4 separate regions of the Mus musculus genome follow, and regions 1, 3 and 4 are each linked to region 2. A link is a loop called in an ENCODE intact Hi-C map of the cell type or tissue named here. Cell type or tissue: gastrocnemius. All regions are shown on one strand. Region 1 has its middle 25 kb from the start of Pdyn. Region 2 has its middle 23 kb from the start of Gm39933. Region 3 overlaps F830045P16Rik (RIKEN cDNA F830045P16 gene). Region 4 has its middle 31 kb from the start of Pdyn.

Region 1 (8,000 bases), 200 kb after region 2:
TCTCTAGTTACTCCATGTATACACTGAAGGGCATCTTGTTTTTTTTTTGTGGGAACATAAATTTACAACTAAGATCTTTAATTATTATTAAAGTTGTCACTATATTATGTCATTACTTTAATTTTTTTAAATTTACATTTGTGCATGAGCTTGTGTGAGTTTATGGGTGCCACCTCATGTATCCTGGAGTTCAGAGGAGGTGTGGAGTTACAGGCAGGAATGAGCTGCCACATGGGTGTTGTGAACCCAACCCAGGTCCTCTATAAGAGCAGTAAGTGTTTAACCCCCGAGCCACCTCTCTAATCCCTGATAATCCTTTTGAAGTGAGGCGGAATGAGCAAATTCTACATGTGGTCAGGGGAGCACTCTCAAGGGAACAGCATTTAGCGTAAGACCTGAAGGAGAGCAAAGGGGCCAGCCATGATAGAGCCAAGGGAGAATCATAAGGAGTGAGGAGTGCCTGGTACTACGTGGGTGGCATGGAGATGTGAGGGGGCAATGCCTAGGGCGGCATGGATGCTTGGCGATCTGAGTCGGAGTATTCAGACCACCAGGCGAGCACGGGGATGAAGACTTGGAGAATCCCATTGACTCAACAGCTATCAAGCTACTGGGGCATCATGGCCCAGGCTCCAGAAAGCTCCCTGGGTCTCTAACATCACAGTGTTTATGTAGAAAACCTGAGTCATGTCCCAACAACCACACTATGTCAGAATCTAGGTTGTATCTGAAAGCTAAAGAAACAGAGGCTGGGAGCAGGAGGAAGCTTGCATTCCTGGTCTGACCTGACTTTGGGAATAATAGAACACAGAGAGGGGAAAGATGTGGAGTTCAAGATGTCTGCCGTATCTATCAGAGTCCTAGCCTGGGCAGACAGCAAGGGCTAAAAGAGCTTCATAACTCAATTAGGCAGTAAGGAAATTAGTGAAGGAAGCCAGGTGACTTCCTAGTGGGTAGAGGGAGGGCAAGGCAGGGGTTGGGGATGGGTACTGTAGTCTCAGATTACACAGAGTTAATGAGATGGCCAGAACCCAGCCATCCACAAGAGCCACTTCTTTAGAGAAAATGGAGTCCTTTGTTGACATGGCAACCATTTGAAAAAGGCTCTGCAGCAAGAGAGAACACCCTGCCCATCAAAGCAGCTCAGCGCAGCCCACGGGTGTATCAGGATACAATGTATCCAAGACCCTAAACAAAAATGGCTTAAAGCTCTCAGAAAAGTGAGGCTGGGGCAGCTTATGACCCTGCTCTGTTTAGCTTTTGCTGCATAAGCCGTCATAAAACTCAATGGCTGAAAACAATTATGTGCGCTGAGGAGTAACTCTCTGAGGGTTTTTACCTGGACGGAAATGGAGGGCTGCAGAGCTGGGGGACTCCACAGGCAGTCACTACATCTCCTGATGGTATATGCTTGGGCCAGGGTCCCTCATCTTCCAGCAGGTTAGACCAGTTTCCAATCGAGCATGACATTTCCAGTCAGCACTACAAGCAGGCAAATGTGAATGCTGCCTCAGACAACACCCAGTGCTGGTTTTGCCACATGTAATTGATGAAAGCAAGTCACGGGCAAGTCCACAGAGCGGGAGGAGGCAAGAAGGCAAGACCACATTCCCAGGAGGGAATGGTCTTACAAGGTAATCTCAGACTGCTCTACAAAGCTACCAGAATTCCAGGATCCTGCATCCTCACATTGCACTTAGTCTCCTAGGACTAATAGTGACAGAAGTTCAACCATGATGTCTATGGTCAAGGGGCAAGATGGAGGAACGGCTAAAATAGAGTGGGGAGGACACATATAGTAGTTATGTGTTCAGAAGGTGTTCTGGAAGCAGTCATACAATATTTCTGCTTAAACCTCACTGGCCAGATCTTGGCCACATATTCACTTTGTTACAAGGGATGCTGGGAAGTACCATCTTGGTTTCATGTAACCAAATGGTCAGGCAGGGAACCATGGGTATTGGCTTTGTTGCACATGGAACTATAAAGGGTGGTAACTCCCACAAGATGGAGAGCTTTTCTCTTTCTTGGGCAAATGCCTTTTAACCTCGCACACGTAGGCATTTGAGATGTAAAGTATTCACGACAATGGGGCGCTTCAGCATAGAGAATGAACAAATTAGCCTACGACTCTAATTTGAAATTTGTAATTGATTATAGACTTGTCGGTTTTCTGTTGAGGACCTGTGACCACTGGTGTGATGTACCAGAGGTCCTGAGATTCACTACACTTTAAGGTCTTAAATTGGATGTTCCAACGTGCTTTAAACTCTGGAAAGTTTTGCTTGTTAGGGCAAATAAGGAAAGTGTTTAAAAATGAAACCGAGTACATTAAATTAGTAAGTCCTGTGTTAAATGTTGAGGATAATTTAATTACCCACACTTGCAAAGGGGATAGATAGTTTTAATGGTGTTGACTATTAATCAAAAGTCCCTTGAAAGTGACTGCAAAGAAACAGACCAAGTTTTGAAAATTGAACTTAAAGGCTCAAGGACAACTGGGAGGTTTTTCTCAAGAAGCAATTGCAAGGCTCTGACTCTTAATTAAATAACAAGTACTTTGTTTCAAATTAAATAACAAGACTCTTTGCCTCATGACATCTCTGATCCCATGCAGAAGTAAGCTGGGCTTGGAGGTAACAAAGTTCCTGCTTGTCCCTTAGGCTCACACTCTGCCAGCCTGGGTGGGGAACTTTAAGGACCTGGAATTGGCTAGCAACAACAGAATGGGAAGAGAATGCAGGGAACAGGCACAGGAAGCAGGTACGGGGCAGATATAGGTACAGACAGACAGGTACAGGGACACCCAGACAGAGACAGACATGTATAGACAGGCACAGAGGGTAGGCACAGGTAGGTACAGCTGGCAGGCACTAGCAGGTACAGACAGGCACAGGGGGTAGGTGCAGGCAGGTGCAGTGCGCAGGTGCAGGCAGACATGGGGGTAAGCGGATGGGCAGGCACAGGTGCAGGCAGACATGGGGGTACGCGGATGGGCAGGCACAGGTGCAGGCAGACATGGGGGTAAGCGGATGGGCAGGCACAGGAGGCAGCCCAGACCCACCTTGCCGTCTCTACCTCCCAAACGAACACATTGCTCTTCACTGGAGACTTTGTTTTGGAGGAAAGGATCTGAAGGTACACCTGTATAAGAATGAGAGTTGGGACAGCCACGGAAGTCCTGAGGGGGTCTTTGAACAGAGGACAGTTTCCAGATTACCCCTAGGCTCTCTGCCTGGGAGGGGACATTTCTGCCCTAATAAAAATCAGAAGCAATCGTCACCGTTGTAGTGCCAGTTCCTGGTAGGGACACTGCTGCTTCCTATATTGACACCCGGTGCTCATCCAGCTGCTGTCTTCTCCAGAAACCACAACCTCACTCCCAGGCCACAGCCCTGTGTAGAATCTGGCTCGGAGCTAGGCGACAGCTGAGACCACTTTCTTGTTTTCACTCCGTGAAAGCAGGGCTGGCTGCCAAGAAAACTGGACTGGTAGTCACCCTCCTACTCAACGCTTAGGCTCTTTCCCTCCCTAGACTGCGCCCTTCCCCACAAGCCCTGTGTCTATGTAGAGTTGAGATACATGAAGTCCAGGCATACAGTAGGTCCTGGATTTACTTTTAGCGTCCTCTCCAGAAATCCAGTGTGCTTTATGAAGCTCTTGATAAGTCTCAAAAACAATCCTGCTCCTTTGCTACAGTCTCCACAGGTGCTTGGGGACTTGGGCATAATCACCTTGGGGTACACTATCTAAGCTCTAGAGCAAAGATGCATCCACCGCAGGGGGCAGTAACAAGCCAGGTGGCTGAAGCCAGCGGTATCTGATCTGGGCGCGCCCCCTTGTGGTCACCGGGATCAACACACTCGGGGGAGTTTTGTCACCATCTGGGTAGGCTTAAGAATCTAAATTCCAAAGTTTGGAGCTGAGACAAAAGGATGGACCATCTAGAGACTGCCATATCCAGGGATCCATCCCATAATCAGCCTCCAAACGCTGACACCATTGAATACACTAGCAAAATTTTGCTGAAAGGACCCTGATATAGCTGTCTCTTGTGAGACTATGCCCGGCCTAGCAAACACATAAGTGGATGCTCACAGTCAGCTATTGGATGGATCACAGGGCCCCCAATGGAGGAGCTAGAGAAAGTACCCAAGGAGCTAAAGAGATCTGCAACCCTGTAGGTGCAACAACATTATGAACTAACCAGTACCCCCAGAGCTCTTGTCTCTAGCTGCATATGTATCAAAAGATGGCCTAGTCAGCCATCACTGGAAAGAGAGACCCATTGGTCATGCAAACTTTATATGACTCAGTACAGGGGAACGCCAGGGCCAAAAAGTGGGAGTGGGTGGGTAGGGGAGTGGGGGGGGGAGGGTATGGGGGACTTTTGGGATAGCATTGGAAATGTAAATGAGGAAAATACCTAATAAAATATTAAAAAAGAAAAAAAAAGAATCTAAATTCCAACACTAAAAACTCTGGGTTTAAGGAGGGAACTCAGCAGTGCACTGATTATAAATGGGCAGTTATTGGCATTAAGACGAAAAGTCCTTGGGCTTTTGTAATTGTTGTTGAAATACCTTGTTCTTCAATGCTGTCTTCTTTTTGGCTAGAAATGATTAAGCAACTTCCCAGTTTCAAAGAAAAGGAAACCAGGCTTGGAATTCTTGAGCGCACCTGTGGACCTTGAACATGGATGACTACCTTTGGATTTCAGTTTCACTCAAGTACAAAACAATGCTCCTCTCCATCCACTCCAGTTTTCTCCACTTAAAAAAAAAGTATGAAGATAAATAGGGCTGCAGAGATGGCTCCAGGGTTAGAGAGCAACTGTTGCTTTTGTGAAGGACCCGGTTCAGTTCCTTGTACTCAAGTAGTAATTCACAACCATTTTAACTCCAGTTCAAGGGGATCCAATGCCCTTCTCTGACCTCCCTGGGTCAGGCATGGGTGTGGTGCACTCAAATACATCCAGGCAAACTAGGCATACATATAAAATAAGACTAGAAATTAAAACAGCCTATGATATTTGGTTATGTACTCTGCCCAGAGCTCTAGGGAAAGTTTAGAGTAATAACCGCGATGAAAGCAAGGGTGATAAACCATAAATGCTGAGGTGTTTGACTAACGTGGCCCTGAGTGATATTAAAAGATGACAAGGCAGTTTTTATTCGAGGACACTCATGGCTGAGGGTATATGGACCAATTCAATAGAGGGGTGTGGTAGTCACTATAGCTGGAAAATGGACTACACTCAAGGCCAGCTCTGAGGAGATGATTGAGGACATTGTATAAATACATACGTACATTATACACATTATTTCATTTCCTGCCCCCTGGGCCTGCCTGTACCTCTTGGCTTTGTTGTGGCTACAGTTGTGTGAGCAGAGGTCCATAATCAAGGAGTGGAATGGAGCTCAGCCAGCACAAAATTACCAAGAGAAACATTAGGGACAAGAGATTTCTTGGTCCACTGAGTTGATAGGGTTACCACTATCCTACCACAGGCCAGCATAATACCAGATGACATCAGTCACCAGGGATGGGGGCTCCTACAAAATGACAGTATGCTTGCTTGACCTGGAGTCTGGGAGGACAGAGAAATCTACTGAGCAGAGGACTTAGCTCCATCCATCCCTTCTCTTAATTACCTATCTTTTTGTTCGTTTATGTAATTGCTTAATTGATCATTCATTTGTACCTATATTCACCTACTCCCCATTGACTCAGCCTCTTTCTCATTTATTCCTCCCCTAGTCCATATACTTACCTATCTGTGACTGTATCTATCTGTCTGACCCTCTCTCCCTCCATCAATCCTCCATAAATGTATCTATCCATAGTCCTGCCTCCTTGCTCCTTCCCTCCCTCCCTCCTTCCCTTCCTCTTCCCTCCCATCTGCCTCCCCTCGGATTTTCACTCCTTCCCTCCCTCCATCTCTTCCTGCTTTCCTGCCTCTTCTTTCCCCTTGATTTTCCTTCCCACATTCTTCCACCAGGTCCCCCCCTCCACTTTCCATCTCATCTTTGAGTCCTCTCATTTACTCTAGAAGTTTACACATGGCTTAAATTCCAGTCCAGCATCTAGGCTACTCATGTCTAGTAATAGTGAGTGAAAAGATTGGGTGCTACATCACTGCGGTCAGATTGCAGGAACTGGGGGAGCTTAGAGGGATCTTGAGTCTTGGGAGTGGTTGGAGAAGTTCTTCCGTGGAACTGGGGACCTGTGGCAGGAGTTTGGAGACACAAGGACTGGCAGGAGACAGTGGAAGTCCATCTGCCTGACTCTGCCCTGTTTCTCTCCTAGGTATTTCCTTCTAAGAATTTTTGGGCTCTGCACATTGTGTGGCCAAGATTTGTGCTCTCTCTCTCCCCTACCCCTACTCTGGCATCCCCTGGAGAACAGTCATATAGTATTGCAAGACAGCCAGGCTGTCTCTAGTGTTCTTGGTGATAGCCCACTCTTTTCCAGTCATCACCACAATCAGTGTCTGGGTGACCCCTTGGTCTGTGCTTACACGCCAGGCTTCAGGGATGCCTTATAGAAATAGCTCCTAAAGAGGCTCCAACAGCCCCTCTTCTACTTCCCCCTCATGCTGATAGGTTTCCAGGCCTTTCAATTTCACTCTTCATTCACTCTCTCCAGGTCAGTCAGCCTGATGTGTACCTAATCCAAAGCTGAGTGATCCATGCCATCCCCCTGTCTCTCAGGGATCTCCCCAACCTCACACGGACATTCCTCTGCCTCCTGCGCTGCCTCTCTAAAGCTCTAGGATGCTGATAATCTACTTGAAAAAATACCTTTCAGTGAAACTCCTTTCCAGGCCAGGGATTAAACTCAAGCCCCTTGGGCAGACACTCGCAGCTCTTTCTCATCTGTACTTTCTATTTCTCCCAGGTTCTATCTTAGACGTTTCCTTCTATGCCTCCCAAAGCTCCCCCAGGGCACCTGCTCCTTCCTACCTCTCCAGAAGACTGGTGCTCATCTTTCAAACTATGGCTGGTGCTGGGACAACACTCACCGTGGTCTAGTGAGTCTGTCCATCTCCATGCAACAGGCTGAGAGCCTGTGATGGCTGATCTTCATTGTCAACCTGGCTGCCATGTGGGGGATGCACTTCTGAGTGTGGCTGTAAGAGGGTTTCCAGGGTTTTAACTGAGGAGGAGAGACACACCCTGAATATAGACAATACCATTCCAAGGGGCCGGTCCTGAACCAAATCAGAAGGAAAGGAGGTTTGCCCTTGGGCACCTGCATCCATCTTTGTCTGTTTGCTGACTGCGGCTGCAGATGGGGTTTGAGGCAAGCTACCTCACTCTCCTGCTGCCTCAGCTCGAGCTGAGCTAGCTACCATGCCTCCTCTGCCACAGTAATGATAAGACTTCCTTTCTTAAAGCCACCTGAGGAATTTTATCATAGTAACTGGAAGGGCAGCTATTACAAAGGATATGGGAGACTGAGTGTGGTAGGTGATTTGAGTAGGAACAGCCTCTATAGACTTATGTGTTTCAATGCTTGGCCCATAGGGAATGGTACTATTAGGAGGAGTGGCCTTGTTGGAGTAGGTGTGGCCTTGTTGAAGAAAGTGTGTCACTGTTGGGGCAGGCTCTGAGGTCTCATATGCTCAAGATAGGCCTAGTGTGGCACTCACTTCTGCTGCCTGTGGATAAAGATATAGAACTCTCTGCTCCTTCTCCAGCATCATGTCTGCCATGCTTCCTGCTGTGATGATAATGGACTGACCCCCTGAAACTGTAAGCCAGCCCCAATTAAATGTTTTCCTTTGTAAAAGTTATCATGGTCATGGTATCTCTTCACAGCAATAAAACCCGAACAAAGATACTGAGCCCTCTTAGAGTTTTTACTCCACACAGCATCTGGCAAACAGTAGGTATTCCGTGAACACAGGCAAGTAGATCAACACACTATCTCTATGGATGCCTGATTTGGATTAGATTAACATGGCCACAGCATGTGTAGAAAAATAGCATTTCAGA
Region 2 (8,000 bases):
AGACTCTTGTGCAGCCAGCACAATGATGCTCATCTTGCTCTCCTAGACTCCTATCCCGCCCCTTCCCTCATGTCCCTGTCTAGCTCCCAGACTATAGATTAAAGCAAGTCGGTTAAAAAAAAAAAAAGTAACACAAAATGGACCTGGACTGTTGGGAAAACAGGAGTGCCAGCGTTCAGGAGCAGAGGGTGATGCTCAAGTTAAGGTGAGCCATTCTTCCTTTGGTTGGCTGGTTGGTTAGTTTCTCACTGCCCTTAAACAGCAATCGTGAGGTCGATGATGTTCAGAAACACCCTCACAGACACATCAAGAAACAGGCTCTGTCAGCTGCCTGGACATTAACCCAATCGAGTTAACATATAAAGTGAACTACTGCAATCCTCTAGATTCCTCCACTGGAGTTCAGCCCCATTGAAAACAGAAGTAGCCTTCTCCAGTCCCTCTGTGGGCATTCCTTATCCTTCCCAAACAATCCACTCATACTCACGTCCTACCCCCAGAGTCGTCTTCTGCCAGAATCTGCCAGAAGACATGTCTGGTGTCTCTCTTCCTAGAATGGGAAGTCTATGGGAGTCTTTGGTTCATGGATATAATCAATTTTTTGAGAGTTCTGGCTGGCATATCAGAAGCTCTGGGACATTTATTTGTTGAACAAATTATTTGTGCAGTGAATCCCAGTTTGACAAATATTTATAGAATGCCTGATGTGCTATGCTGTGTGCCAGGCATCTAGGACATCCCCAAAGCAAGACAGATGGGAGCCTTTCCCCCTGGTACTTAGAGTCTGGTAGGAAAAGAAATACAGTTAATTGCATGCAATCAGTACTGAATCAGGAACACAGAACATGTTGGGGGCCTAGAGGAGACCCAGAGTTCAGACACTAGGGCAATGGCCTAGAACAGGACTGGCCTCACCAGCATAGAATCTAAACTTTTATAAAGTCCTGCCTTTAGAAGTATCGTACATTTAGCTTAATCCTTGTTGCAGCTGTCTTAGAATTCTTAAAGTATTTCTTTGGATGAGCACTGTACATTTTCATTTTGCACTAGGCCCTACAGATTGTGTATGTGTCCTGCGTAGAATGGGATCTACAGTGAGCACTGAGATGAGGGGTGTGTGTGTGTGTGTGTTTGTGTGCATGAGGCAAGAAGAGTGCAAACTGCTTAGTATATGTGGCAATACATTATTATAATCTCTTCCAGTCTAATCTCTTACAGCCTGTTAATATACTTTAGGATCATATAAGACTTAAGGCTGATATTCTACTGTGTACTCAACCGGCTTGTTTAACCTGTCTTTAAGAGAACAATGTAAAAACTGACTTTAAGACAACAATGTAACAACCAACCTGACTTGCCTTGGATTTCCCACATAATGAGATTTACAACCTAGGCTAATAACACATAATCATAATCTTCCATGTACTCTTCCATGTCCCTGACCCAGAGAGCAATGTATATATGTTTGTTAGCATGTTATGATAATCATTGGCTGAAAACATCAGACATAGGTTCAAAGCAACCTTTTAAATGAGTAGCCCTAACTGAGTGTTGAGGACAGCATGACTACGGTGATGAGCAATGATACTTGTACTGCTTGTTATCTGGGCCAGTTGGAATCAGCGACTTAACTCTTTGTAAAACTCGGTTGAAGATTTGTATAAAGTATCCCACTTCTTCCCCGTGTGATGCTTTCTGTGCTGTTCAATATATACAGGGCAGAAGCCCTTTGTTAGACACTGTCTTAGTCAGGGTTTCTATTCCTGCACAAACATCATGACCAAGAAGCAAGTTGGGGAGGAATGGGTTTATTCGGCTTACACTTCCATACTGCTGTTCATCACCAAGAAAGTCAGGACAGGAACTCAAGCAGGTCAGGAAGCAGGAGCTGATGCAGAGGCCATGGAGGGATGTTCCTTACTGGCTTGCTCAGCCTGCTCTCTTATAGAACCCAAGACTACCAGCCCAGAGATGGTCCCACCCACAAGGGGTCTTTCACCCTTGATCACTAATTGAGAAAATGCCTTACAGTTGGATCTCATGGAGGCATTTCCTCGACTGAAGCTCCTTTCGCTGTGATAACTCCAGCTGTGTCAAGTTGACACAAAACTAGCCAGTACAGACACACACACACATGAACACACACAGACACGGGGACCCAGGGACATTCAGGTAGGCACAGATTCAGACTTGTACAACAGACAGGAACCACAGAAGACATGCAGCTCTCAGTAGCTCTGTCTTCATGCCAACCCCAGTGTGTTGATGCAATCTCTTTCCCAGGAAGAAACAGACTCATGAAGCGAGGTGAGTCTCCCAACACAAGTGCAGCTTTTCACAGCTTGGAAAGCACTTGCCCTCTGGGAGTGACAACCCTTTGTGTGCCATGGTGTGCAGAGCACACAGCAGCTGCCAAAATGCTCTCAATGCAGTCAATCAGAATGCATCTCCTGATGGCCCCAGCTTTGCCCGTGTGTGGGAAGCATACCTGGGAGACAGTTTATTGCCATCAGTCACTGAGGTGAACAGGGGTCTTATTCCCCCATGCCCTAGCCCTATAAATGTGATGGCTTTAAGGCATGACCCTTGGCAGAGCAGATCCAAAGTAGGATTTGGAAGTGGCACACCATGCTTGGTCCCCTCCTTCACTTCTAACCACCTACCCTCCACTTCTCGGGGATGGTTCAGCTTAAGTCACTGTCCCAGAGAATGATTCCGTCTGAGTCACTTTCACAGGAATCCTTGTCTCAAGGTCAACTTCTGAGGAGTCCAACCCAGGACACTTTCATGGCTTCTGTCCTTCCTTGTCTCTGGACTCTGTGGAGGCCGGGGGTGGGGGACAAAACAACTGAGAAGTGGCTAGTTGGAACTTGCACAGCTACCCAGTGGCCTCGGGGAGGACCAAGCCCCGAAACATCAAACCTATTATACACATCTTCAGAGAATGACTGGATACTCCATCCCTGCCTGAGGAAGAAGTCCGGCCTCATCTTTGTGTTGCTTCCTGAATGCAGCGAGCCTGTGCAGCAGACACCTGCTCGGGAGTGCACCTCCCCAGACAGCTTGTTGAGGTTTCTGAGTCTCCTCATCTGGTCCCTCGGTGATTATGCAACCGACAGCAAATCATCACTCATGTTGGTCACATCCTAGATGCTGTTGACTGTAATTGCAGCAGGCAGGCCATGCTGTGCTCGTTTGCTGTACCCTGACTTAGGACCTCTTGCATCTATTTGCATGTTATTTGATTGGGTCTGGAAAAGGAAAATCAACAGATGCAGCTCCTAAATGGGCCAGGCTGTTTTCTCATTTTATGGAGCGGGAAGTCAGGGAGCACCAGGCACTGTCCTGCTCTGAGATCTATACTTAAACCACAGCTGAGCTGATTCACTTCTGCTCCCCCACAGGGCTTATCCGGGCAAGAGCTGGGGCTCTTTTGTGAACCTCATATCACCAAGGGCTCACCTAGGACTGAAGTGATGCCCTATCTGGGTCTCCCACACACACCCCACCCCCGCCATTGCTCCTAGGCTCGGAGTTACATGGAAGCTAATAGCACCTCCATCCGGTCACTACTGCATTCCACAGCCTGGCCAAGATATTTTTAAAAAGCACTGCTTGTTACACAAACGAATGAACAATGTGCACGGTCCAGTTAATCTTTCCAAAACAAGGCTCTTCTGTTCCTGTCTTGCCCAGACATTCTCAGTGGCTCCGTGTGAACTGGAGGGGAAAAAATTCGAGGTCGTTCTGACAGCCAGTGCCTTTCACATCTTATTCAGAACCTGTGACTATAAGAATAACACTTGCACAGAAATTCTGCCAAACCTCGCTGATAATTCTGAAACTCAGTCTTGGAGAGGTAAAGAGCCAAATTATCTTACTTGCCTAAGTCAATTTACCAATTCTTCCCTCCTTCCTTTTCCAAATCTGGCTAGAACTCCCCCCCCCCCCTGATGTCCAGGGCCAGAACCAAATGTCACAGTCAGGAAAGGAATCTTGGAAATGGTAGAGACCCCTTGAAGGGGCCTTGGGGGACACAGTGAGCAGAAATCATCCACACCTGTAAAGGTGAATTAAGATTAGAATGAGGTTTGCAACCAAGCACTTCCTGGCAAGACCCCGGGTGCACTTCCCAAATCTTTCCAGGAGAGGGCGGCAGCATCCCTGGTTCTGAGTGCCAGGCAGTCTAAGGCGGATGTAAATAGGCAAGCCATGGATAGAGTGTGTGTGCCTGGGTGCTTGCAAATGTGCGGGAGAAAATCTGAGCCTATGATTGAGTGTACATGAAAGAAACATTGCTTTGTGTAGAACGTGTGTATCCAACCTGTGGCACACAGCCCAGGAAAGTTAAATGCCTCCCACCCCCAACACAAATCATCCCATACCTGGAATAAACCTAACCAAGAAGGTGAGAGATCTCTACAATGGAAAACTTTACATTTCTGAAAGAACAGATTGAGGACGACATGTTAAGATGCAAAGACCTCCTGTACTCATGGATTGGTAGAATTCCTATTATGAAAATGACCATAGTACCAAAAGCCATTTGCAGATTAAATGCAACCAAATCCCTATGTCATTCTTTGCAAAAACAGAAAGAAAAAAAATTCATATGGAACCACAAAAGACCCCACATTGCCAAAGCAGTCTTCAGCTTTTCGGGGAGGGGGACCAATGCTGGGGAGGTTGGCATTCTAGATTTATTACAGAGCTACAGTCATCAAAGCAGCACGGTACTGGCAGAAAAAGACTTGGAGATCAGCGGGACAAAACAGAAGACCCAACCCGAGTACATGTAACTACAGCCATCTGGTATTTGACAAAGATGGCAAAAAGCACACAGTGGGGGTGGGGGTGGGGGTGGGGAACATCTTCAAACAGTGGACCTGGGACAACCGCATCTCCATACATAAAAGACTGAATTTAGAAACACACCTATGACTCAGTAGACAAATTCAGGCCAAATGAACAAAAGGCCTCACTGTGAAGCCTGAACCCTGGAAGATTACAGACAGAACCTACAGGACATATGTGTGGGAAGGGGCTTGCTGAGCACGACTCTATTTGCCCAGAAATTAAGGCCAATGACTAACAAATGGGGACGCTTAAAACTCAAAAGCTTCTGTGTGGCCAAGGAAACAATCGACTGAGAGAAGGGGAAGACCACAGAGTGGAAGAGAATCTCTGCCAGGTATACATCCGGCACACCACATCTATGCATTAATGATCAGAACATATAAGAACTCAAAAGCAGAGGCAAGGAAACAAATGGCCCAATTGGGAGGGTGGGGGAGTGGGGGTGGGCTATGCATTGGAACAGAGTTCTCAAAAAACAAAATAAAAACGTCTAAGAAATATCTCCAAAAAATGTTCATCATTCTTAGCAATTAGAGGAATGCAAACTAAAACCACTTTGAGATTTCATCTTGCCCTAGAATGGCTAGATTAAAAAAAAAAGTGGCAAAGAACAAATGCAGGCAAAGGTGCTGAGAGGAGGGAAGCCCCATTCACTGATGGCGAGACGGCCAACAGGTGCAGCCATGCTGGGAATCAGTGTGGAGAAGGCTCAAAAGGCTAAAAATAAAGTCTACCATACATCCCAGCTATGACACTTCTCGGCAATAAGCCCAGAGGACCTGACATCCCAGTCCACAGAGGACCTGACATCCCAGTCCACAGACACTGGCTCAGCCACTGCTGCTCCATTCACAATAGCCAGGAAATGAAAACAATCTTCATGCCCTTCAGAGGAAGAGTGAATAACGAGAAGGCAGTCCGTGGACAGCACGGCGCATTAGTCGGCACAGAGAAATGAAATCATGACATTTACTGGCCAATGGATGGAACGAGAACAGATCATATTGAGGGCAGTAACGCAGACCCAGAAAGACAAATGCCACGCATTCTCTCTTATTCGTGGATCCTACCTCCAAATCTTTGGACGTGAGTACACAGTCTTGAGGAAGCACAAACACCAGGAAAGTAAAAAGGGACCATAGATGGGGGGGCTCTAGAGAAGGGAAGAGCGCGATACAGGTAAGGAGGATGGGAAAAGTGGGAGGAGTGCTTTAAATGGGGACAGAGGAGAGAGGACAATACAGAGGAAGGAAGGGGGGAGATAAATAACACTCAGGATGTTTGAAAACCTAGGGAATTACATTATTTGATATTTACCTAAAATTAAATGTAAGTGTGTGTGTGTGTGTGTGTGTGTGTGTGTGCGCGTGCGCACACACACACACACACACACACACACACACGGACAGAAACAAATGAATTTTACTGGCAAACAAGCTGGCAAGTTGGAAGGTGAAGGACTTTGCAGGCAGATCCCTTCCTGCTAGAGGCCTGAAGATAGGAAAATCACATGGCATTTCTAAAGGGTAGGTGATAGGGGCTGTTGCCAAGCAACAGGCCTCAGCTCAGGCCCTGTCTCAAGGTCAACCACCCACTCTAGCCTATTTCTGGGGTGTGGAATTGTCAACAGCATCCTGGATTTGTTACTTGCATTAAGGTTGATTGGAGAGGGGGACATTCTTCGGGCTCTATGAATTGGCGCACCCCTAGAGAAGCAGATTCATTAGAGGCTAGAATAAGAGTGCCCGCTCTATCAACAGCTTTGGCACCCAGAGAAGAACTGGGGGTCCCCAAAACACAGAGCAAATCTGGAATGGTTACTGGAGAGCCCAGATTTATCTCCTAATTCCTATCCCACTGGAGAGGTGGCAGATGGTTCAAAAGAGGTCAAATGTGAGACCCAGGCTCATACAGCAAGTAGAGGTTAGAGCTCAGATTCGCTGTCCTAGCACAATGAGTACAGGGATCCTTTATGTACCTGTGGTTTGCAGGTGGCGCCTAGAGTGTCACAGAAGCCTCTCGGAGGGACCTGCCAGGAGAAGTGAACGGGGATGAGGGCACAAATGAGACTCCAATGTCCTTCCTCTGCAAAGTGTCGTTTTATTTGGGTGTCACAGCCAGGATAAGAAGTCAGGGTTCATGACCTTTCCCCAACTCCATGCCCCCTCTGTCCTGGGGGAGGGAATGGGAAGTGACAATAGGCTGTCAGTGGATGCAGCTCCCCAATAGGGACTCTGCAGCAGCCAGTGTGAATGGCTCCCTTTAACAGCAGCACTCGGATTTTCTCTCAGCCCAGATGTAGGAGCTGAGTGGCCTCTGTCCTTTCTCCCTGCTCCCTCCACCTCAGCACTCTGTGTTCACAGAACAGAACACAGAGTTGATGATCCACTCTTTATTGCCAGGTTCCTCATCAACTAGAATGTTAACTTTTGGGACCAAGTCTATATTGTTGACAGCAATTCCCCACCGCCATGTTTGACACTCATCAGGCGTTCAGCAACAGGAAGACATGAAGTTTCATGATCTATGAAATAGGAGCATCGATCACTTTTAGCTAACCATGGAACCAATGGGATGAATACGTTTGATAAATTATATATGTGTATACACACATACACACAATGTACTAATCAGCTTATGTTAAAACAGTAACTACACTTGTCTCACACCTGAGAGGTTAAGAACTGGGTAGTTGGGCTGGAGAGATGGCTCAGTAGTTAAGAGCACTGACTGCTCTTCCAGTGGTCCTGAGTTCAATTCCCAGAAACTGTGAGACCTCGACTTAAAGCGTTTCTCCCAGAAAGGTAAAGCCCCTGGACATTCCCCAAGCTTGTTTTCCCTGATCTCTAAAATACAGCCAGAGAGAAGCTCTTTGTTCTCTATAGCCAGCAAAAAGCCTTTTTGTTTCTGTACCTTACAAACAGAGATGTGATGATTGTGGGGAGACCTAGCCAGGCACTTGCTTGGCTCCCTGTGACAAGGACACCCGCTAGAGAAGAGCTGTAGCCAAACTCCTCCCAACTCCCAACTTTCCTCCCAATTCCTCAGCTAGCTGTTAAAAGCCCCCTACTGGGGTCGAACTCCCCTGCTCTGCGCAGCGAAAGGAGTTCGTCCTCAGCTAGCTGACAATAAAGCCTCTTGCA
Region 3 (8,000 bases), 370 kb after region 2:
TGACTCTAGCTGCATATGTATCAAAAGATGGCCTAGTCGGCCATCACTGGAAAGAGAGGCCCATTGGACACGTAAACTGTATATGCCCCAGTACAGGGGGACGCCAGGGCCAAAAAAATGGGAATGGGTGGGTAGGGAAGTGGGGGGGGAGGGTATGGGGGACTTTTGGGATAGCATTGGAAATGTAATTGAGGAAAATATGTAATAAAAATATTTAAAAAAAAAAAGAATGGATCAATTCCCATTCTTCTACATGCAAACCTTCTGTTGTGCCAGCACGATTTGTTGAAAATGCTGTCTTTTTTCCACTGGATGGCTTTAGCTCCCTTGTCAAAGATCAAGTGACCATAGGTGTGTGGGTTCATTTCTGTGTCTTCAATTCTATTCCATTGAATATAGAACCCATCCTTATGAACGTATCACATGTACTTTAGAAAGACGTCTGATCTCCATTTAGCTTACTTTATTCCTCAAGAAAATTTATTGTAAGCTTTATTTTTCACCCTGGATTGATCTAATTATCACCGAGAAATTTTTTTACCAAGTTCTACTGTGCTTAAGAATGCTTAAAATAAATCACTTGGGGGTCAGATTCTCAGAGTTTGAACTAATAGCGGCTACTGTCATGCTGAACAGACCTGCCCTCTTGCCGCCCACGGATCATCACTCTGCTGGACGTGGAGGTCGCAGAGACCACACAATTTGGAGAAGGTAAGAAAATTTTTCTTTAAGTGGGAGTGGAAGGCAGGAGTTCAGTCCTCTCACCCGAGGAGTCTTCACCATAAGAGAGGGTGAAATAATACGGGCTCATCTCAGTCTTCTGAGCAAAGCATTTTATACCATTATTGAGACGTCTGTTAGCAAAATATTCAGAGCAAAAGCTCTGAAGCTTCATACAAGTGACCGTAAAATTCAATCCTTGGTTTCCTGAACAAGGACCCATCGATGTGGCCAATTGGAAATGCGTAGGGAGCTAATGTGAGAAGAGACCATGAAGAGGGGATAAAATCCCTGTCAATTATTTTTTGATCTCAATTGCAGTGATGCACTGCCTGGATCCCCTCCAGGAAGACCATCAAGAGGAAGGTCCTCTGGACACATCTCAGCAAGGGGCTGCTGCTCCTACGTTTATTGAGACTGATTTAGGTTCTTATGCTTCCTCCCCTTTCAAATGCCCCAAATTTATATCCAAAGTAAAACAATATTCATTCTCGTCAGTCTGATTCAGAAAGCCTGTCTATGCCGCCTCCCTTCCAGAGCCTACTTAGAGAAGATGGGGGACATAATCAACAAGAAAATGATTGGAGAGAACCTCTTACCATACCAGCTCCTCTGATGTCTGTAATTTTAAATCCTCAAGATCCAAATGTGTGTCAACATTACCAATTTACTTTTGAGTTTTTAAAGAATTTCAGAAAATCTGTTGCTGCCAATGGCATGCGTGCTCCATTTACTGATATGATATGGGAATATTCAAGTAGGGATATTGTCACTCCTTGGGACAATAAACAAGTAAATCTTCCTAAGCCCCAGGACAATACTTAATGTGGAAAGCAAAATATTATGATGAATGTGATGAACAGACAGAAAGAAACCATAGCAATAATGCCCCTATTAGTTCAGACGTGCTTCGAGGGAGTGGACTAATACAATAATACTCCAACACAGATGAATGGTTTGGCCCAGTATTTTGACCAAGTACACTTTTATGCACTGCAAGCCCACAGAACTACTCCTGATCATGGAGAAACTGTGGGTCCTCTGGTCATTTTAAAATAGAAGGTCAATGAGCCTTGGCCTGAGTTTCCTATCCAAGTTAGGAGAGCACTATGCCAGAAAAGAATTCATGGGGAAGCTGTAGATATCAGGCAGCTGGAGTTTGATGAAACTACCAATCAGTGTGGAGCTGCCATAGCACCAGCAAAACATGGTGAGTTTTTTACTTGGGTACCAGTCACTCAAAATGCTGGCAGCTCTTCTCACAGCAGCAGCTATTCAAAAGCTTTTCAGAAGGGACCTGTATTTGAATGGGAGAATAGAGGACACTGGAAAATTTAGTGCAAAAAAAAAAAAAAAAACTAGTAATCCAGCCCCTTGCCTTTGCCCATGATGTCAAAGAGGAAAACACTGAGCTAAGGAACTTCACTCCACATTTGACAAGGATGATAATCCTTTAAACTCCCAACCCCAGACTCAAGGTTAAAATTCACCCAATCAAAGATGAACCAGACTCAAAAACAATATCCAGTCACTCAGGAAGAAAAATGGGGTCCATTGCAAGGGGATTAAATCCCTTTAAATCTTGCTTTATGGACAAGACCTATCTGAGGATGGGTATCCTATGTTGACATACATGGACAACTATTCCTTTAGAAGCATGATAAATACTGGGACAGATCTTTCAGTTATTATTAAGAACAAGGGCTCCCCACACCATAACGTCCACAGCTGACCTCCCGAGTTTACAAGTGTTGGAGGCCAACAGGATTCTTTAAAAAGTACTAATGTCTTAAATTGGACTAAGATTCTCCCTGTGTCCCTGTGAAGTCTTATATTGTCCCAGGACTTTCATATTATCTATAGGGAAGAGATATATTACAACAAATGCAAGCAGTGGTTATCATTGCTACAACGAATCATCTGATAATTATAATAAAAAAGTATAACACCTCTAATTGCGGTTATTGCTCAAGGGGCCATCCACACAGCTTTTAGAAGTAAAATGGGTCTTTGATGACCCAGTATGGATTAATCAATGACCCCTTTATGGGGAAAAGTTAAAACATGCCCAGCGTCTATTGCAGGAACAATTACAACCAGGACATTGAACCTTTAGTTGGTCACTGGAATTCCCCTACTTTTGTAACTCATAAAAAGGCAAATAATAAATTTCCACTGTTGCCTGATCTCAGGGGCACACATGTTACTACGAGAGCACTTGGGGCCTCCTGCAAGTGCTCCTTGCTCCTACTGTGATTCCCCAAGGACATTATATTATTATATATGACTTAAAAGATGGCCTTTTCTCTATCCCTTTATATCCTGATAATAAGAGACGTTTCACAGTCTGTTTCTAAACAATCAACAGTCAATGACCCAATATCAGTGGAAAGTTTTACCACAGGGATGAAAAACAGTCCCACTATGTGTCAATATTGTTCTCATTAAGCACTTAATCTTGGGCTGGTTAAATTTCCCAAGGTATTGGTCATTCAGTATATGAATGAAGCTCTCCTCTCCTGTTCATTTAATCAATGCTTAAATAAGAGCTTAACTTTAGTGTTAAGTAAACTGAGCAAAATTTAAACAGAGTTTCAGATAAAATAAAAAGTAATCACTTTACAATTATTTAGGATATTATTATGCATCAACAAATTTGCCATCATCCTCTTGCTTAGAATGTCCCAAACAATGTTTCCTCAATCAACAACAACAAAACAAGACAAAAACAAAAACAAAAACAGACAGAAAGAAAACTACAAAACACAAAAACCAAATTGGGGCCATATCAGTTTGGCAGGTCCTTATCTGACTATCAGCACTGTGGATTTAGCTCTGCTCTTCAAAGTTGTTTTCCAGAGACTCTCAGGCAAACTTTGTAAGATACATAACACCAGAAGCAGAGTGAGTTATTAACTTATTAATTAATGCTGCCACTAAAGTGGTAGCTTGTAGAATTAGTCCCTTACTTCCTTATCAATTATTTATCCTTCCTTCCTCATCTTTGCCTACTGGCATTATCTAACAACAAGGTAATGGTATTACAGAAATTATGAATGTCATAATTATCTGTAACTTCTTACTTCCAAGAAAGTATAGACTTCATAATGATGGGAAGGACGGGTCTTAAACCACTTACTGGTAAAGAAACCGCAGAAGTCACTGCGCCATTAAATAAGACTGATTATTTGTTCCACACTGATAGTGATCGGCAGGTGGTGTTGATATGTTACTCAGGATGCAGACATAATCATTACCCTAAAGACTCCCTTCTAAGTTACTTTTGAAGACACTCTTTGAGTATTAGCTAAAATCACAACTAGCAAATCTCACAGAGATCCATTTGGATGCTTTTACAGATCACTCTTCAGAGGGACAAGGAACTTGTGCTTATGTACAAATTCCACATTCTCCACAAACGAAAAGACTGTACCCACCCTGGTTACTGGACTGTTCTCAGCCATTAAACATTGTAACTGACTCTGCATGTTGTGCTCCAACGGTTTCTCTTTTAGAAACTGCAAGACTTAAGCCCAGGACCACCGCTAATGTTATTCCACAATTATTTCTTTCCCTTCAGACATCTATATGATAACGAACCTTTTTTTTTTTTTTTTGTAACTCATAATCCTGCTCCTTCTAATTTTCCAAGTCTGTTGGCATCCACCGATGCTCAGGAGGATGGGCTGTGGTCTCCTTGCCCCCTAGTGCTTTTTCACAGGCCACTCAAAAATCTCACGAACTTCATCAAAATGCAAAATCATTGCAAGTAATTCTCCTTACCTCCTGAACGAGCACAACATACTCTATGAACCTGCCCTTCCTCCTCTATCACCTCACTGCCCTCTGCTGGCGCAATCAATCCTCAAGGATTAAAATCTAATGCCATTTGGCTGTACAACATTGGTTGTATCTCAGAATTTGGAAGTTTAAAATATGTTCATGCAACAGTTGATTTTTTTTTGCAATAGTATTGCTGCTTCTGCTCACAAGCGTGCAAACATTTTGGATGCCACCATTCGTTTATTTTACCTCTTTCCTTCCCGGGACTCCCATTCCAACCTAACACTGAGAGTGGTCCTGCTTATATTAGCAAATGCTTTAAGAAATTTGGCAATTTATGGAATATTAATCGTGTTACTGAAATTTCTTAAAATCGAAAGGGACAAGCTATTGTGGAACACCACCATTAAGTACTTAAATGGCACTTTTAAAGGGGGGGTGTTATACACCCACCTAAATCATTCCAAACTATGCTACACTTAGCCATGCTTATTTAAACTTTTTTCATTTTAAATGACAATGCTGTTTTTGCTGCCTCAAAACATTTTGCCCTAAAGGAAACACAGTCTGTTAAATTTTGTTAAATGAAAATATCTAGATACTCATCAATGGAAATGATCGACTGTTCTTCTAACATCAGGGTGGAGGGTTATGTTTAAGTCTTTCCAGATAATGAATGAAGTCTCAGATGGCTCCTGCTCCAGGGCATCTGGACAGCATTGGCTTGGGGAGACAGTAAGACTTTAACTCATCAAGTCAAGACCTTGGGAAGAATACAAGGACACAATACTACCAGTCCCAAAATGATGCTGCTAGGTTTTCTGACTGTATTACATGTTATTTCTCAGCTTGTCAATATAGAATCCAAATGCCTTTTGTCAGGGGTCAGAAAGGCATAACCCTATTACGAGACAGTATGAGGTTGGTTTGCAATAATAGGGATTATTTTTATGGTTTTTTGTTTTTGTTTTTTATTACTAGTACTGGCAGTTAGTACAAGAATGCAAGGAGAAATTTCAAAACTGGCCTGTATGGTTAGTAAAACTACTAACATTACAGTAAACCTATTGGCAGAAATTAGCCAAGAAATGGGTGAATTGAGAACCACAATTTTACAAACTAGAGCAAATTCTATATATTATTTGCTGTTCAGTCATAATCTTGGTTGTCAACAATTTCATGGTTTGTGCTGCTCTAATGTGATATATGTCTCTCATACTTTCGATGGTCAAATTAATGATCTACATAAAGAGATAACACAATCTCTCAAGTGACCTTTGAGTGCCTGCCTGGTTTAGATGGCTTTCCTCTTTCCTTGGTCCTCTGCTAGATATTCTTATAATTCTGTTATGCTTGTTTATAATAGTTAGACTAGTCATGCAGGTGATGTATACAACCATAGCCTCTACTACAGTCCCAACTTTGTCTTTAAAAACAAAATGGGGAGAGATGCTGGAGGCATGGAGGGCCTTGCGCTCACATAAGTACTAGAGGAACCTGGAATGCTGGCACACACAGTTGTTCCTTCAAGGGAAGGAATGCTATACCTGTTATCTCCCCAGAAGGCTGGGGAGGGACAAGCATTCTACCCTGATAAACTTTGTGCTTTTTGTGTGATCACACTGGACCCTTACCCAGGACCTTTTCATAGACATCTTTGTCAATCGACAGAGCCTATCTTTGTGAAAGATGTTGCATACACTTTACAAAGAGTTTCAATGTTAGTCACATTCGATCTTTATTTAGCTTACTTTGTTCCTTAAAGAAACTTATGTACCCAGTTGCTGTGCACATGGAAGTTAGTTAATTATCAGGAGGAAAGTTTTCACCCAATTGTGCTGTGCTTGAATATGCCTAAAATAAACCAGTCAGGGTCAGACTCCTGACATTGCGCTAAATCCGACTGCCTTCTTGCCTCCCACAGATCATCACTCTTTGGGTTGCAGAGGTCTCAGAGACAAATGGTCTAGTGTTGCTCTGAAAGCTTAGTTACAGCAACTTCATACATGTCCATTCAGGAAGTTCCTGCAAATAGAAAGGAGTGAGACCCTCTGGTGGCAGTGCTCTGGCCGGCTCTGGCACCTAAGGTTGGTGCTCCTGGGGCTGGGCTAAGTCTCATCAGTCAGAAACCCAATAGGCTGGATCAAAGCCTTAAAAAAGGATTATGACAGGATGCAGATGATCTCTAGAAGCTCAAACCAAACCAAAATCCACTATGGAGGAGGGCAGGTAGCCACCCCTACCTGAGAAGCACGTACATTTGATTGCTTCTGAGAGAAGTAGAGTCCGTTTTCTTTTTTTTTTTTTCCATTTTTTATTAGGTATTTAACTCATTTACATTTCCAATGCTATACCAAAAGTCCCCCATATCCACCCACCCCCACTCCCCTGCCCACCCACTCCCCCTTTTTGGCCCTGGTGTTCCCCTGTACTGGGGCATATAAAGTTTGCAATCCAATGGGCCTCTCTTTCCAGTGATGGCCGACTAGGCCATCTTTTGATATATATGCAGCTAGAGTCAAGAGCTCCGGGGTACTGGTTAGTTCATAATGTTGTTCCACCTATAGGGTTGCAGATCCCTTTAGCTCCTTGGGTACTTTCTCTAGCTCCTCCATTGGGAGCCCTATGATCCATCCATTAGCTGACTGTGAGCATCCACTTCTGTGTTTGCTAGGCCCCGGCATAGTCTCACAAGAGACAGCTACATCTGGGTCCTTTCAATAAAATCTTCCTAGTGTATGCAATGGTGTCAGCGTTTGGATGCTGATTATGGGGTGGATCCCTGGATATGGCAGTCTCTACATGGTCCATCCTTTCATCTCAGCTCCAAACTTTGTCTCTGTAACTCCTTTCATGGGTGTTTTGTTCCCAAATCTAAGGAGGGGCATAGTGTCCACACTTCAGTCTTCATTCTTCTTGAGTTTCATGTGTTTAGCAAATTATATCTTATATCTTGGGTATCCTAGGTTTGGGGCTAATATCCACTTATCAGTGAATACATATTGTGTGAGTTTCTTTGTGAATGTGTTACCTCACTCAGGATGATGCCCTCCAGGTCCATCCATTTGGCTAGGAATTTCATAAATTCATTCTTTTTAATAGCTGAGTAGTACTCCATTGTATAGATGTACCACATTTTCTGTATCCATTCCTCTGTTGAGGGGCATCTAGGTTCTTTCCAGCTTCTGGCTATTATAAATAAGGCTGCTATGAACATAGTGGAGCATGTGTCCTTCTTACCTGTTGGGGCATCTTCTGGATATATGCCCAGGAGAGGTATTGCTGGATCCTCCGGTAGTACTATGTCCAGTTTTCTGAGGAACCGCCAGACTGATTTCCAGAGTGGTTGTACAAGCCTGGACTCCCACCAACAATGGAGGAGTGTTCCTCTTTCTCCACATCCACGCCAGCATCTGCTGTCACCTGAATTTTTGATCTTAGCCATTCTGACTGGTGTGAGGTGGAATCTCAGGGTTGTTTTGATTTGCATTTCCCTG
Region 4 (8,000 bases), 140 kb after region 2:
ACACCGCACTCACAAGATGTTACTATGTAAAGGGTTGAGTCCAAGTGAGAGAAAGCTATCTGGGACTGGTTGAAAGGAGAGATGTCCTGCAACAGTTACAACCAGAGAGAAGTCTTAGGAATTCCACGGAAGCCTCTCGGGAGTATCTTTTTCTCCATCTTTGAGTATCTGCTTTCTATCCTTTCTGTTCATTTGTTGTTGTTGCTGTGATTTCTGTTGCCGTTGCTGCAGGGTTTTTTCGTGGCTCTCCACCTGCACATTTGTAACTGACAAGAGGGTGTGAAGAAGAATGAGTGATGGGAAGCGCTAAAAGTTAATGCACTCAGCAAACAGAGAAATCCTAACCAGTAATAAGCATAATTGCTCTTCAAAATCCACCCAAAGCCCTCGCCCCCAACAGCAGGCAACAAAGAGGCAGAACATGTTCACATCAGACACCTCCTTAGCTGGGAGGGTGGGAGAGTGTCGGAGGAATGAGTCAGTTGTCAGCTTCGCTGCGGGCTCATCTCTGAGCCTCAGGTACCTGGGCCCGGCTCCAGACTTTATCTGTGTCTCCTTGTTCTATGGCTGAACGAAGGAGTGCTGGAGGGGTCTCGAGGTCATACCAGCCTTAGATGCCATGTTGGCATGGCTGTGCTCCAGTGAACCTGTAGTTTGTGAAACACTAAAATACAATTTAAAAAAACAGTGTTATGTTTCAAGATGCCTTGTCCACGAGGTGTTACTATGTGACACCTTCTGAGTCCAAGGAAGAGAAAGCTATCCCCAACTGATTGAAAGAGAAATCTCGGCAACTTTGTCTCCTGAGTAGGAGTTAGGAACATGGTCTATTTGTGCAGCAGACATCAGGATGATAGAAGACTGTGACCTGCTAATTTATTCAAAGATGCAGGTCAAAGCAGGAGGAGGAAGGTGTAAGAGGGAAGATGGGATGTAAAAGCAGTACGTGTTTGTTTTTTATTTTGTTCTGTTTTTTTCTGCGCTTTGTTTTGATTGGCCCAGGCCCAGGCTGGCCTCGCTCAGCAAATCCTGTCTGTTAGCTCTCAAAGGCTAAGCTGGCAGGCATGTCCCCACCCAGTGGACAGATACATAGCCCCTGCTCAGATAAGTGAATGAGTTTTGCTGCTAGGACAATAATGTTGAGAGTTTCTTGGGTTGTATAGACATAGGACTTTGGGCATGTTATCTTTTTAGCATCAGTTTTCTTATCTACAAATGAAATATCTTAGTCACTTATGTATTAATAGTAAAAGCCAGAGAGAACATTTTTTTTTCTGTTGTTTGGGAAAAATAATTTGACGAGCTTGTAGAGGGTTGAGAGACAGCTACCCACTCTTCCCAGGGCACCAGATGTGGTAATGTACTACTGCAGGGCCAGGGAGAGGATGTACTTTGGTCCTGAGGGGGAGGGGATCTAAGAAACTGGCCATCAGTGCACGGCACGCTTCTCCCTTCCTTCCTGAAACTTCCTCCCGCGTCTTTATGCAGGCTGACAAATTCAGCAACCGTTGAGTGTGAGTTGAGTTGTTGGATGGATAAATGAAAACGCTGAGCAGATCCAGGGATGTAACAGAGACAATCCTGCTGGGCAGTGGGGCGCACACCTTTAATCCCAGCACTTGGGAGGCAGAGGCAGGCAGATTTCTGAGTTGGAGGCCAGCCTGGTCTACAAAGTGAGTTCCAGGACAGCCAGGGCGAGAGAGAGAGAGAGAGAGAGAGAGAGAGAGAGAGAGAGAGAGAGAGAGAGAGAGAGAGAGAGAATCCTGATAGGTCACCTGTCAGTAAGTAACCCTAACCCCTGTCTGTGGCAATCATAAAGGCAGGACCACAAAGCTAGGGTCTGTATGAGCAAAACTCTTGGTTGACAGCGATGTGTTTAATTTTCATTTAGTTCCTATTCTCAGATGCCAGAAGCTAAACTATTGTGGACCAGGAACTTCAGTTTTGGAGAAATAAAGAATCTTAAATTGCGTAGGCAGGAAAAGGAATTGCTATAACTTTTCTTAACAATTTAACCAAAAATTTATCAAATGCATTAAAAATATGTGTGTTCTTTGACTCAGTAGATGGCTGTTTGCAAAGATTTAGTTCAAGATATACTACAGGCTTAGGTTTTTCAAAACCTACTTTATTTAGGGTTTTTAAACTCTTCACCCTCCCTTCTAGCCCACTGACCAGAGGTAGGGGAGAAAGAAGGTTAATAGGAAAAGGGTGTTGTGGACTTGTTTACAAGTAGTTCCTTGGGGGAAATTCTACTCTTTGTTGTCAGGTTATCAGCAATCCAGTTCAATAGCAAATACCAAACATGAATCTGTAGTGGTAGCTTGATCCAAGAGAAATAGCAAGGCCCTGCTAGATTGACTCGAGTCAGGGGAAATGAACAGAATCACCTGGCATACCATGAGAAGTACTTGGGGCATTTCTCTCTAGGAAGTGAAGGCCAGTGAAGATCAACTTAGACCAGTGAACCATTGCACGCATAGCAATGCAAGAGCCTCTTAATGTTTGTGGGGTTCCATTCACATTCTTTCTAAACATCATGCACCCTCTCAAGTGTCTGTTTTCAGCAAAACACCACATGCCCTCTCACAAGACAGCTTCCAGCAAAACATCACTTGACATGTCTGAGTTGTTAAAATAATAATAAAATAAAAAATAAAATCCTGGAAATTTCCACTTCAGTATATGTGCTGGCCATTGCACTAAAAATCAGAGAACAATAAACAGTTGAGCAACCGAGCTTTCATTTGATGAAATAATGGCCTACCACCTCACAGGACTGTAAAGCAGACCAGATGATGCTGGAAATGCATTGGTTGTTTTCATAGAGAGCTAACTGAAAAGAGCAAAGAACAAAACAGCGAGGGCTGTGGTCCCCTGAACAAGCCTCTCATGGCATTAGAACACTGGGCTCACAAGTCAAGCTGGCCAACCCAGAATGGTGATAGACCTTGCTGGAGACAGGCATGAGCACTAAAGACCACACATGTCTCAAGTTGTCATGTCCTTCTTGTGACCATGTGGAAGAGCCTGCTTACCATGGAGTGGCCCAAGAGAAAGATGACCTATAATGAAAAGAGCCTTCCTAGAACAGAACTTTCTCACCTGTCTATGAGCTCCTCCAGGTGGGGGGTGGGGTAGGACATCTGATTAACTTCATTTTTTATAGCTCAGTGGGGGCCAGGGTAAGTCAATATCTTAGCATCTTTGTGACATCCAATGTGCAGAATCACTGAATTCTTAGGAGAAGCTGTCATATCAGCTTTAAATTTTTTTCCTTAATTACAAATGTTGGCACGTCTTTTAAAAAACAATCTGGCAGCATATAGTGCATGACTTAGAATGCTTATGTTTGGAAGCAAAAGCTCTAATGTAAATGGTTTACAAAAGAAATGGAATTTATTATTTATCATGATTTTAAAATATTAATTTCCAAAATCCCAGCCTTACTTGCTGGGAAAAAAAGACATAGCAGGGCATATTACCAGAGGAAATTTGTGTAAGGTTCTTTGACCTTTTGAGAAACAGAAGACCTGGATAGACAGTGTATCCCTAGATATCAGGGAAATGGATAAATTGCAGTACAGCCCTGCTTGGAATTAGTCCCATCCTGAACACTTTAATACCTCTGATGAAAAAGGAAAGGTGTCATGAACCAAAAAGACAGGAGTTAATACACATTTTTTATTAAAAAGACTGAGTATTAATGGTCTCTATTCTGCTAGTAAGATGATATAGACTAACATATTGGAGTAGAAAACAGGATCTGCCTCTTTGTCGTCTCAGAGGAATACACCTAACCAACAAAGACAAATATCTCCTTAGGGTAAATGGGTAGAAAAATGTATTCTAAGCAAATAGAACTAAGAAACAGTAAGTGTAGCTATTCTAATATCTGACAAGATCAACTTCTACTGAAAACAAGTCAGAAAACATATGAAGTAAACACAGAGACTCCCAATTCTATGAAAGAAACACTGTTGAATACAAATCACATTGTATCCCAGCAGAGTGATCATGAGTTATTTTAATACCCCTCTCTTACAAACTGATCATCTAAAAATAAGCTAAAAGAGAAACTATAGAAGTAAATGACATCATAAATCAAAGGGCTTAACAGATATCTACAGAACATTCAACCCAACAGTAAAGAGCTTATTTTTCTCAGCAACCCATGAAACATTCTCCAAAGTTGATTACATATTAGGGAACAAAGCAATATTCAACAAATATGGAAAAATTGAAATAATATCCTGAATTCTATCTGGCCACAATGAAATAAAGCTGGATATCAATAGTAACAAAAACAACAGAAAATACATGAATTTGTAGAAATCAAACACATGCTAAATACTAGTTGGATCAAAAATTAAACCAAGAAGAAAATTTAGAAATTCCTAGAATTGAATGAAAATGAAAATACAACACATCAAAACCTATGGAACACAATGAAGCAGTTGTAAGACAGAAGTTTATAGAACCTACATAAAAAATTAGAGAAATCTCAAATTAATAAATTAATGAGAATTCATGGTGTAGAAAAAGGAGTAGAGATAAAAAGCAAATTGAATAGACATACAATTTAATGAAATTATAGCAGAAAACTTCATAAACTTAGAAAAGAAGTAGACAGCTAGACAGAAGAGGTATAAAGAATTTCAAACAGACATGACCAGAGAAGAAAGTCTCCACGACACATCATAGTGAGGATGCCAAAAATGCAAAGTAGGAGCTGTGGAGATGACTCAGTGGTTGAGAACACTGGCTGCTATTCTAGAGGATTCAGGTTCTATTCCCAGCTGCCAAATGATGACTCAGCACCATTTGTAATTCCAGTTTCTGGGATCAAATGCCCTCTGCTGGCCTCCAAGTGCTCCAATATTGCACACAGACAGGAAATAACATTGTTTTTAAAATCCAAAATAATTGAGATAATTCCTTATATGCTATCAAACCACATCAAAATAAGTCTAGGAATCAACAATTAGAGAAACTACAGACACCATAAAATAATTGTAGACTAAACAATACACTTTAAATTGGATTACCCAAGAAATCGGGGAGAAAAATAAAAAATTCCTAAAGATACTAGGCAGTGGTGGTGCATGCCTTTAATCCCAGCACTTGAGAGGCAGAGGCAGGCGGATTTCTGAGTTCAAGGCCAGTCTGGTCTGCAGAGCAGAGTGAGTTTCAGTACAACCAGGGCTACACAGAGAAACGCTGTCTCGAAAAACTCAAAAACAAACAAACAAACAAAAAACCTAAAAAAACAAAATCAAAAACAAGTAAATAAAAATTCCTAAAGACAAATGCTAGTGAGAACACCATCTATCAGGTCCTTTTGGATGCAGCCAAGGCAGTCCCTCAGAGGAACATTCACAGTGATAAGCACTCACATTAAAGAAATAGGAGAACTATCAAATTAATGACCCAATGATGCACCTCAGTGCTCTCACAGAACAACCGGCAGCCAATCCAAAATGAAAATAATAAAGATTAGGAAAGAGATCAATAAAACAGAGACAAACAACAACCACCACCCAAACTAATACACAAAATCAATCGAAGAGTTCGTTCTTCTAAAAAGTTAGCAGAGTAGACAAATCCTTAACTAATCTGACAAAAGAAACACAAAGAAGGCACAGACTTCCAAAAGTTAGCGGTCAAAAGTATGCCATTCCAACTGAATCCATTATAGCACAGGATGTTTTGAGAGATTACTGTGAAGATTTATGCTCTAAAGGCCTTGAAAACCTAAAAGAAGTAGATTTTCTAAAATGTATATCATCTACCAAAATAAAATCCAAAAGATATAAATAACTTAATCAGACTCATTATAAGCAATGATATCAAAGCTCAAATTCAAAGCCTTCCCCTAAAAAAAAAAAAAAAAAAGAAAAGAAAAAAGCCTGGCACCAGACAGACAGGCAGCTTCACTGCTGAGTTCTGTCAGACTTTAGAGGAGGAGCTCATACCAGTTTTTTAATTTACTCCACAAAATAGAAAGTGAAGGGACACTTCCAAACTCCTTCCACAACACCAGTGTTTTTTGATACAAAAAACCCCAGTTACTATACAACAATAATAAAAAAATTACAGGTCAATTTTTTATGAACATAGAAGCAAAAATTCTCAATAAAACAGTGTAAACTGAATTCAGTAACAAATAAAAAAGATTATATATTATGACTGGGTGGAATTCAATCAAGAAAAGCAAAATTGTTTCAACATAAATAAATCAACAAATATATCATATAAACATAAGGACAGATACCACATAATCATTTTGATTGATGCTGAAAAGGCATTTGATGCCCTTCCGGTCCCGCCAGCACCGGGGTAACTAAGGTGCGGAGTTAGCTGACACCTGCAAGATACCCGCAAGATACCTACAAGACCCTCCACGGGATCTTAAGACCTCTGGTGAGTGGAACACAGCTGCTGCTCCAATCCAATTGCAGGGGACCTGAGACTGCATTAATTAGGGAAGCAGAAAACTCGACCTGATAAGGGGCATACTCAGGTGACAGCAGATGCTGGCCAAGATGTGGAGAAAGAGGAACACTCCTCCACTGTTGGTGGGATTGCAAGCTTGTACAACCACTCTGGAAATCAGTCTGGCGGTTCCTCAGAAAATTGGACATGGTACTAACGGAGGATCCCGCAATACCTCTCCTGGGCATATATCCAGAAGATGTTCCAACTAGTAAGAAAGAAACATGCTCCACTATGTTCATAGCAGCCTTATTTATAATAGCCAGAAGCTGGAAAGAACCAAGATGCCCCTCAACAGAGGAATGGATACAGAAAATGTGGTACATTTACACAATGGAGTACTACTCAGCTATTAAAAAGAATGAATTTGTGAAATTCCTAGGCAAATGGTTGGACCTGGAGGGCATTATCCTGAGTGAGGTAACCCAATCACAAAAGAACTCAAATGATATGTACTCACTGATAAGTGGATATTAGCCCAGAAACTTAGAATACCCAAGATATAAGTTACAATTTGCAAAACACATGAAACTCAAGAAGAACAAAGACCAAAGTGTGGACACTTTGCCCCTTCTTAGAGTTGGGAACAAAACACCCATGGAAGGAGTTACAGAGACAAAGTTTGGAGATGAGACAAAAGGATGGACCATCTAGAGACTGCCATATCCAGGGATCCATCCCATAATCAGCCTCCAAACGCTGGCACCATTGCATACACTAGCAAGATTTTGCTGATAGGACCCTGATATAGCTGTCTATTGTGAGACTATGCCGGGGCCTAGCAAACACATAAGTGGATGCTCACAGTCAACTATTGGATGGATCACAGGGCCCCTAATGGAGGAGCTAGAGAAAGTACCCAAGGAGCTAAAGGGATCTGCAACCCTATAGGTGGAACAACAATATGAACTAACCAGTACCCCGGAGCTCTTGACTGCATATAGCTGCATATGTATCAAAAGATGGCCTAGCTGGCCATCACTGGAAAGAGAGGCCCATTGGACTTGCAAACTTTATATGCCCCAGTACAGGGGAAGGCCAGGGCCAAAAAGTAGGAGTGGGTGGGTAGGGGAGTGGGGGGTATATGGGGGACTTTTGGGGTAGCATTGAAAATGTAAATGAGGAAAATACCTAATTTAAAAAAATTAAAGAAAAAAAAAGAAAGAAAAGGCATTTGACAAACTCCAACATGTCTTCATGATTTCAAAGTACTGGAGGTATTAACACTAGATGAAACATACCTCAAAACAATAAAGGTTATACACAACAAACTTATAGCTAACACTATTTACAGCAAAACTATAGTTAACACTATACCCAGCAAACCTATAGGCAACATTATACACAGAAAACCTGTAGTTAACATTATATCTAGTGAACCTATAGTTAACACTATACACAGCAAACCTATAGTGAACACTATACAAAATACCTATAGTTGACACATATACAGCAAACCTATAGTTAACATTATATCTAGCAAATCTATAGTTAACACTATACAC

What was found. A loop is a pair of places that touch in the nucleus more often than their neighbours do. Peaks named below come from ENCODE experiments on the same cell type or tissue, not always from the same donor. Only the 100,000 strongest peaks of a DNase experiment are listed, where the experiment ranks them.
Region 1: it touches region 2 in a loop (10-fold over the local background); 41 of 42 quality-filtered maps call a loop at or near these places.
Region 3: a loop joins it to region 2, with 5 times the contacts of the local background. A loop is called at or near these places in 17 of 42 quality-filtered maps.
Region 4: it touches region 2 in a loop (4-fold over the local background); 7 of 42 quality-filtered maps call a loop at or near these places.

What each region holds. Positions count from the first base shown.
Region 1 is chr2:129,670,925-129,678,924 of GRCm38, reverse strand. No RefSeq gene overlaps it. Among named protein-coding and RNA genes, the nearest start is that of Pdyn, 25 kb to the left of the region's middle. In gastrocnemius, a CTCF peak has its summit at 3,820 (motif pointing left); DNase peaks (open chromatin) are centred at 2,995, 3,456 and 3,818.
Region 2 is chr2:129,869,870-129,877,869 of GRCm38, reverse strand. No RefSeq gene overlaps it. Among named protein-coding and RNA genes, the nearest start is that of Gm39933, 23 kb to the left of the region's middle. In gastrocnemius, no CTCF peak of the experiment used is centred here; DNase peaks (open chromatin) are centred at 3,549, 3,681 and 4,148.
Region 3 is chr2:129,499,390-129,507,389 of GRCm38, reverse strand. The region is part of intron 1 of F830045P16Rik (RIKEN cDNA F830045P16 gene); the gene reads left to right. The region is part of intron 2 of Gm14040 (predicted gene 14040); the gene reads left to right. Among named protein-coding and RNA genes, the nearest start is that of Gm14040, 12 kb to the left of the region's middle. In gastrocnemius, a CTCF peak has its summit at 4,574 (motif pointing left); a DNase peak (open chromatin) is centred at 4,565.
Region 4 is chr2:129,726,679-129,734,678 of GRCm38, reverse strand. No RefSeq gene overlaps it. Among named protein-coding and RNA genes, the nearest start is that of Pdyn, 31 kb to the right of the region's middle. In gastrocnemius, a CTCF peak has its summit at 4,880 (motif pointing left); no DNase peak of the experiment used is centred here.